Linked DNA regions of Homo sapiens: region 1 is linked to region 2. Evidence: chromatin contacts called from ENCODE Hi-C or POLR2A ChIA-PET data. All regions are on one chromosome and are shown on one strand. The core of a region is the stretch at or near the end of the contact, and the rest is flanking DNA. Distances in the headings are between cores, read along the strand shown. Region 1 overlaps TBC1D22A (TBC1 domain family member 22A). Region 2 has its middle 9.0 kb from the start of TBC1D22A-DT.

Region 1 (4,090 bases), core at 1,174-3,673, 140 kb after region 2:
GAGCTGCTGTCTGGTAATAAAAGGCCATTCCTAAAGGCCCAGGCCCAACCACTTAGCTGATGGCATCAGGACAGAGAGGTTGCCTGGGGTTCTCTGGCGCTGGGCTCTTCGGTCTAGGTAGGGATGTGATACCGACCCAGGAAAGGTGTGTTCATCAGTTTGGTTTTGCAGGGGACACACTTCAGATCATAGCAGAAGGTGTAGCCAAGTTACCATTTTGTGATTTAGTTTAATATAAAGTGTGTCTAATTATGGTTTCTTAAATAGTCAGTTGACAGATGATGTACATAATGGGAAAATACTTAAAATTGATTTATGATTCACAGTACATCCAGAATTTGCTGTTAGAATAGCTCTTTGAGGACTTTATAATTCTCACTGTCTTTGTAATATGTGAAAGGTCAAAATGGTGGTTCTTAATTGGTATTATTGTCTTAGCTATCTGAAACCAGCTTCTGGGTTTCCTGAGGCACGGCAGGAATGTTTCCCTCTGCAAACCCTGCTTCTAGGTGATGGAGCTTTGCCACATTTTCTCTTTCAGTTGTGGGATAGCCACATCTCTTTGTTAGTTGGTTTTATCTGTAAAAAAAAAAAAAAGTCCAAATATATGCCTTACCTCTGTTACATAACAAAGATTCTTTAAGTTAAATGCCTTCCTGGACAGCAGCTTCAAAGACGGATGGGACACAGGGCTGCAGGAGGAAAGGTGACTTGCTTAGGAGTGAGGCTGGGGCAAAGCAGCCATCTCCATTTCCTTCCAGGCCGGAGCTGCCCCTGGCCCGTGTTGCCTTCTGTCTCTCATCAGGGCCCCTGGACCGCACTGGACCGCCACCCAGTTACTCTGGGAAACTGATTTGATACACAGATTACTTTGGATTTGCTTAAGGAAATATTAGCTTACCTGGCCTCTTTTGCCACTCCACTGGTTTTAGGAAATTGATAAATTTGGCGTTGTTTTGAACCTATTTTTTAATGCATTTTAATTTCAGAAAAGATTTCCAAAGGATGACACTAGCATCTATCTGCGAGTTTTACCAAGTGGAATTCTGTTATGAGTGTTGGAAGAGAAAGTTAATTACGAACAGGTTGCATACATCTTTATTTAGTTACTGTGATAGGTAATAAAAAGGTTCCAGATTATTGTGAATTCCCAGACTATTTCTACATTAATATAGATGAGACACGCCTGTGGCAACGCGGTAGTTTTTCCTGTCTGCCTGATGCTTTGAGGCCTCTTAGAACTGCGCCTTCTGCGTTCTCGCCATCGCCATTTCAGGCAGAGCTGGGCCCGGTGGGGGTTTGGAGACCTTGGTTTCTCCTTTACATCCACTTGGGCGTTTGACCTGTGGACTGAGCCCGACCAGCCGTCTGACCCGCAGTGGGCAATGCCACCCCTGCACACTGGTGGAGGCAGCAGGAGTGGGGTGGCCTCGGCAGGTTTCCCGCTTGCTTTCCATCCTTTCTTCATTTGATTTTTATGTGCTCACTCTTCTGCTGAAGATGCTGTGTCAAAGCCACATGGAGAGCCACATGGAGTCAGAGTTAAACGTTCATCTGGTCTGTCTTTTCCTCCCTCAGTCAGCTCTCTTGTGGCCTTTTTCTGATTTGCCCAGTTCTGTGTATGATGGGAGGCAGGCGGGATGGATGGAGGGGTGCACAGAGCCCCACCTGCCCAGCCTTGTGGAGGACCGCCTCTCTAATGTTGGAGCCTCTCCTGACAATGGGGATGATGGCAGGGGTTGGGTCTGGTGGATGCTGCCTCGTCTGCTCAATAAATGTGTGACAGGAGCTCCTATGTAAGCGGGCTTTGCTGGCCCTGGTCATGCAGAGGTGGCTCAGACCTGGTTCCTGCCCTGCAGGAGCTTATGCTGCTCATGCTGGGGACAGATGTGTGTCCACACGAGTGTAACTGTATGGGAGAGCAATTAGGCCGCCAGGACACCCTGATGAGAGACCTGGGCCCTTGTCCCTGCTGGCACCTGGGCTCCTGCATGGGGCCAGCTTCAGTCCTTTGGCCCTGCCTGTCTGGATAGAGTAGTGCTGCTTCTGCCTCCTCCTCTTCCTCCTCCTCCTCGGCAGCACTGCTGCTGGCGGGCCTCCTTTGGCACGCATCACAGATGTGTGTGTGTGCCTCAGCTTACTCCATTTGGCTGTTGACTCACAATCTTGATGTTCACCAGTAACGTTTTGAGATACTTGGAGCAGGCATTTTGTAGACAAGGAAACTGAGGCCTGGCCACAGTGTGATAAGTGGCAGAGTGATGATGTCCCAGCCTCCTGGGTGTTAGAGTCCTCTGTGGAGATGTGCAAGGATGGGGCGAAATGAAATGCAATTGCAGCATCTCCCTTGGCATTAAAATGTGCCTGTCTTCCCTCAGTCCATTGGTGCCGTTGTCCTGGATAAACGGGAGCGTGGGCTAGTGTGAGATGTTCACGTGGGATGTCGGGAGCCTGCCTGTGATGCCAGGCCAAGCCCACAACACTCTTGTTTGGTTGCTTCTTGAACCACAAGTGTCCTCCTCTGCAGTGTTGGGGACTTTATTATGACTCTGATGTCAGACGGTGGCCAAGCAGGAACCAGCTGACACTAACAGAGGCTTTCAAAGGCTTCCTTTGAGAAATGTTCTAGATTCCCCCAGGACTTCATAAAGTGGAGAAAAATGTGGCCTCTGTCCAGGAAGAAGCTGTCACAGCTGAAAACTTGTAAACTATTGATGTACTTGAATTGCTGTCTGTGTCAGAGGCTGAAAATCGATGTTTACTAATTGCTATGGCTGATGTTACTAAGCAGCCGAGGCCTGCTCTGTTTCTAATCATGCAGCAACGGCTGCTGGATAGGGACAGTGTCAAGCAAGCCTGTCGCCTAGGCCTGGGCGAGCTGTTCAGAGAGAACAGGCTTTGGATACCTCCTTCAGGGGAGAAGGTGGTAACATGGAGAACGAGAATCCTCAAGGAGAGAGCGGGGTAGAGGCCGGGGAAGGACTTACCTCAGTATTGCTGTTTTAATCATATCGCTCGTAATGATGTTTGTTGTGACGTAACATAAATGTCCGTTTCTCCTGCTTCTCCAGATCCACATAGACATCCCTCGCATGAGCCCTGAAGCGTTGATCCTGCAGCCCAAGGTGACGGAGGTAAGAAGCTCTTGCCGTGGGGAGTTCCCCTCGTTGGGAGTGGCTGATGCCCACTGTGCTAACCAGACAGTGGGCGCAGCCGGAGGTGCTTCACCCAGAAGCAAGGTTGCTGTGGTGAGCTGCCGGTGCATCTAGCCCTTGTGGACACAGTTGCTGACAGGACTTCTATTTGTTCTTTAAATATTTTTACTGTATAATATTGACACACAGCGAAGAATGTATGTAATACATATGTGTGGATGTATGCACTCATGTTCCACCACCAGATTGAGGAAACAGAACCCCCCAGTGCTGCCCAGCTACAAACATGGCCTTGACCTCAGGCCTGACCCAGAGCACCAAGGCCGCTTGTGTATCCCCCACCCCTGTGCAACCCCCTTCCTGGATGACGCTTTCTTGCCTTTTATGTTTACGATTCTTTGTGACTTTCATTCATGGGACAGTAGGGACACAATGTATTCATTTAATTTGGGTCTTTTGGAGCTGCATAACTCTTTGTGTAGTCTGGTCTCTGCCTCTTGTTTTTTTTTCCTTTATTTATTTAGAGACAAGAGTCTTGCTCTGTCGCCCAGGCTGGAGTACAGTGGTATGATCTCGGCTCACTGCCACCTCCACCTCCTGGGTTCGGGTGATTCTTTTGCCTCAGCCTCCCTGGGCTGGGATTACAGGCACCCACCACCACGCCCGGCTAATTTTTGTATTTTCTGTAGAGATAGGGATTTGCCTTGTTGGCCAGGCTGGTCTTGAACTCCTGACCTCAAGTGATCTGCCCGCCTTGGCCTCCCAAAATGCTGGGATTACAGGTGTGAGCCACGGCGCCCGGCGTCTCTCATTGTTTTCTAAGATTCAGCTAATCTGTTGTATCTAGTTACATAATAGTTTGTTATTTAAATATTCCTCACTCTCCTTCGTCTTCTTCCTGTTGGACATTTGGGTTGTTTCTGATGTTTTGCTGT
Region 2 (4,140 bases), core at 1,540-4,039:
TACCCAGGCCACTTTCCCTGCTCCCTGCTTCCCACGCCATACCAAATCACACTGCGCACTGGGAACAGTATACACGAGAACCTTGGGCCCTCCTAAGTGGAGCTGCTTTTCCTAGAATTGCCATCAACATTTCTAAACAATGTGGCCCATCTGGGGGCAAAGCCTCCTCCTTTGGGAATGACCCCTGCCACAGTGAGGGCCTGACCCTTTGCAGACCATTGCAGTCCGCTGGCTTGACTCTGCCTTCTGGCAACAGAGCTGGGGGAAGGCCCAGGAAGGATCAAGAGGGTTCCAGGCCCTGGAGCCCTATCTCCCCACTTCCCTCAGGTTACATCCAGTGCACTTGCCAAGTATGTCATCAATGACCAAGTGAGGACCCCGGGAAGCTCGGTGGGGAAGGCGGGGGGCTATGACCTACTGGAAATTCCCATAGCCAGAGTGATGGGGATGAAGGAGAGGTGCTGGTTTGGGACACAGCCTGCTGCAGGGACTCGCAGAGCCAAGGACAGAGCAGAGCAGGCATGGCAGGCGGTGTGAGGACCCGGCCCTGGCAGCTGGGAGGGTGCCTGGATGATGGTCCCCCTGCTGGAGACCCCCTCTCTTGCCTGTCTCAGTTGGCCTGGGCTTTGTCCTCCGCTGACCAACACCCTCCACACATTGCTTGACACTCACAGTGGGGAGGTGTCCGGTCTTGGGCTCCATGGCTGCCCTTTGCTAGGGACACCAAGAGGGACGTGGTGATCAAGGATCTGGGGGATTTCTTTGCAGGCGGCTGAGGCTGGGCTCCCTTGGGGCTCCCAGAACACTGTGCAGGCATCTCATGTCAAACATGGATGCATTCTTATTGACCAGGCACCATTCCAAGCAGCCTATGTGCCCATTAGTTCTGGCCACAGCTTATTCTTGGTGAAAGGCTGCAGGTGGCTGCAGCCCTTGCTTCTCTCTGTGCCATCTAGAGATGGTAGTGACTGCTGTGGCAAGGGCGGGTGGCCTGCACAGCACTGCCCCTCCCGTGGGAAGGTCCCGGCGTCCTGGAGGTCCACATGGGCTAGGGCCAGGCGTTTTTCCCTCGGGAAGGCTGCTCTCACCTTCCCCACCAGGAGACATGGGAGGTCCTGGCTCCAAGCTGAGCCCCCTGCAGTTGTAGAGGGGCCACTCTGATGGGGAGGGAATGCTCCTGGGTTCTGCTGGCACAGCCTGCTTGGCACAGTGTGGCACTGGATGGAAAGAGGAGAGACCAGGGGATCTCCCCCTGCAAAACACCACAAATGCCTTGCTTCTCGGGACCTCAGTTTCCCCAATCCTAAAACAAGAGACTTGGGGTCAGGCACCAGGAACACTTTAAGTTTGGGCCTTGGGCCTTCCCAAGTGGAGACGCTGCCTAGGGGTCAAAACGTGTGAAGGGAGAGGGGTGTGGGAAGCCGGGGTAACCAGAGGACTGAGCCTGCTCCAGCAGATACACACAGGGGTTACCACACCAACGTGTGGCCCTTGAGGGCTCCCTGGCTTAGCACAGCCCCTCACCCCTCTAGCCCTGCCCCCTGCCCCTCAGGCCCCTAGCGCCCCTGGGCCCAACACTGGGTCCCATGCCTCCCCCACCCCCATCCCCAGGCCCCGCTCTTGCTTCCCGCAAGTCCTGCCCCACGCCCCTGGGAGCCTCTGCTTCAGTGAGGATGGGTCCTTCTCCACAGTGACAGAGGGGATGGAGATGTGGCAGGAGTTCCTTGGAAGGTGCCATAGGGCATCACTTCATGCCAGCTGTGGCTTGGTCCCTTGCGTAGGGGAGTAGGGGGGAGGGGCTGCCTTTGGATCCATTGCCAGCGAGCTTAACTCCTCCAGAATGGCATGTCTCCCCACCCCTTGCAGTGTCCCCAGGACACCTGGGTGGGCAGCCACCATCCCTCCTTTGGAAGAACCAGTGTCATCCGAAGGTGGTCAGGAAGTGGGAGGATGATGCCGAGTGGCCAGTACAGACCCTACAGGGCCAGATTCCTGAATTTTATTTTTGTTTGGATCGCTAAGCGTCAGTACTATAAACAGCAGTTAGCCCTGGCTGGATTCTGTCATGTGCCCAGGTTCATGCCCGATTGCATTGAGCCCTCTGCCAGCAGGTGAGGAAACAGGCTCAGCTGAGAAGGCTGCCCAGATTTGCACAGCAGGATTGAAATCCATGTCTGTCTGGTTCCAAAGTCAGGGGTTCATCCACCTTACCACTCGGCCTGACCCGCAGGCTCTTAGGATTGAGGCCCAGAGAAACGAGGTGTTTGCAGTGTCTCAAAATAAGAGACCACTCCCCCCAGTCTCTCTTTCCATCCAGTGCCACACTGTGCCAGGCAGGCCATGCCACCAGAACCCAGGAGTGTCCCCTCCCCACCAAAGTGGCCTTCTGCAACTGCAGGGGGCTCAGCTTGGAACCAGGATGCCAAACCGTGCACAATCCCAGCAGAAGTGTGGTGCCAGCACCTTGCCTGCCTTCTCCCCTCACCCTCAGGATGTCCATGCCTGGGATGCCACATGGGCAGGCCCTTTAGTGCCAGCCTCCCCACGCCATGCACCTCTGGGTCTATGTCCACCCAAAAGTGCCATTCAGGCTGGGGCCGCAACACACTTTCCATCCTGGCCGCCAGGCTCTGATGTCATAAGGGCACAGAGTTCCCAGGTCTGTGTCCCCAGTTCCTAGCAGTCAGATATCTGGCCCAGTCAGATATCTGGGAGATGCCTGCTCTCCGGGCCACTTTCTCTTCTGGTGTTAAGTGACAGACCAGCTCCTTCCTTCACTCTAGCAGCTGCGGGAAGTCCAGGGATGACACAGCACCATGGGGCCATAGGGCCTTCCGGTTGCCACTCCAGGCCAGGCTTCACGTCACTTACAGACTCACTCCCTACTCTGCGGTGTCATATTTGCTCAGAGATTTTGGTTTACAAACTGCCTTCCAGTCCTTTGTCTCAGGGGATTCCCATCATGACTCTGGGAAACACACAGGGCAGGTGTCCTCATCTCCATTTTACAGGTGGGAAAACGGGGGCTGGCCGTGTTTACAGCAGAGTGTGATCAGTCACAGGAGACATGAGGCCAGGATGCAGCTTGCAGACGGCCAGTCTGGGCTCCCTCTGATGTCTGCTGTCCTCTCTCTATCCTGCCTGAGTCACTTTGGGTTGGACTGTCCATGAGTCACGGCCGACTGTGGCTCCTGCACGTTTGCCAAGGGGGTGGGGACCACGTGCTGCAAAGGACCATGGGAGGAAATGCCACAGCTGGTTGTGTTTCCGATTAGCAGTGGGACTGTGGCCAGGGCCCGGCAAGGTGAACTGGACAGTGAGTGGGCTGTGGGGTCAGCAGCTGGACTCCAAACCCTGTTCCCTTCACTCTAGCTGGGGGACTTTGCCTCTTGAAGCCCCTACTTTCTCATCTTTAAAATACAAATCATGATACCCACTGTGTGCGCCATCCCCTCCCCACCCCCACTGCCACCCCCTCCCTCCCCACCGCTGGGCATCTGGTGAGGGGGGATGAGGAGGATGCTGAGGATGCTGGAATTTGCTGAGCTTGAGAGGTGGAGAGGGTTGCAGATGCACACGGGAAAGGGACTGAGAGGCCTGCAGGTGAGGTCTGGGCAGGAGGTCTGCAGGAGCATGGCAGAGGATCAAAGGTGATGGAAGGGGCTGATGGTGGCTGTGAAGGGTGCGATGCATCTCCAGGGTGCATTTAGGAGGCTTGTTTGCATGAGCCGTGGCATAATGGCCCTCCTCTGTCTACCCTGAAAGCCTCCGAAAATCAGTCTTATTCTTCAAAGCATTTGGATTTGCATTTGTTGTTTTTCCTGGATGTGAAAATAATTGATCAATTTTTGGGGGGTGGGGGTGTCTTTTTAATTTTTTTTTTCTTTTTTTGCATCTAAGAAAGCATTTGGGCGGCTCCTGCCTGTAATCCCAATGCTGGCCGGGCATGGTGGCGCGTGCCTGCAATCCTAGCTACTTGGGAGGCTGAGGCAGGAGAATCACTTGAACCTGAGAGGCAGAGGTTGCAGTGAGCTGAGATCATGCCACTGCACTCCAGCCTGGGCAACAGAGTAAGACTCTGTCTCAAAAAAATAAAATAAAATAAAATAAAAAATCCTAAAGCTCCAACATAATCCTTGA

What was found. Hi-C counts contacts between places; a loop is a spot of excess contacts on that map. ChIA-PET counts read pairs that join two places held with the same protein, here RNA polymerase II (POLR2A). Pooled maps may share reads with other maps.
Region 1: a loop to region 2 is called in a map with no recorded cell type, with 4 times the contacts of the local background. The contact joins two enhancer-like sites. A Hi-C loop is called at or near these places in 1 of 37 single-sample maps with no recorded cell type and 2 of 50 pooled maps. POLR2A ChIA-PET finds 5 or more read pairs at or near these places in 6 of 52 experiments (B cell, GM10248, HEK293 and 3 more).

What each region holds. Positions count from the first base shown.
Region 1 is chr22:46,891,713-46,895,802 of GRCh38, forward strand. TBC1D22A (TBC1 domain family member 22A) reads left to right here. Exons shown (of 13, transcript NM_014346.5): 7 at 3,072-3,134. Among named protein-coding and RNA genes, the nearest start is that of TBC1D22A-AS1, 22 kb to the right of the region's middle. Within about 2 kb of position 2,424, at least 5 of the 41 ENCODE cell types and tissues checked have a DNase peak (open chromatin) inside an H3K27ac peak, as active enhancers do.
Region 2 is chr22:46,751,447-46,755,586 of GRCh38, forward strand. No RefSeq gene overlaps it. Among named protein-coding and RNA genes, the nearest start is that of TBC1D22A-DT, 9.0 kb to the right of the region's middle. RefSeq lists a silencer at 2,704-2,880. Within about 2 kb of position 2,790, at least 36 of the 41 ENCODE cell types and tissues checked have a DNase peak (open chromatin) inside an H3K27ac peak, as active enhancers do.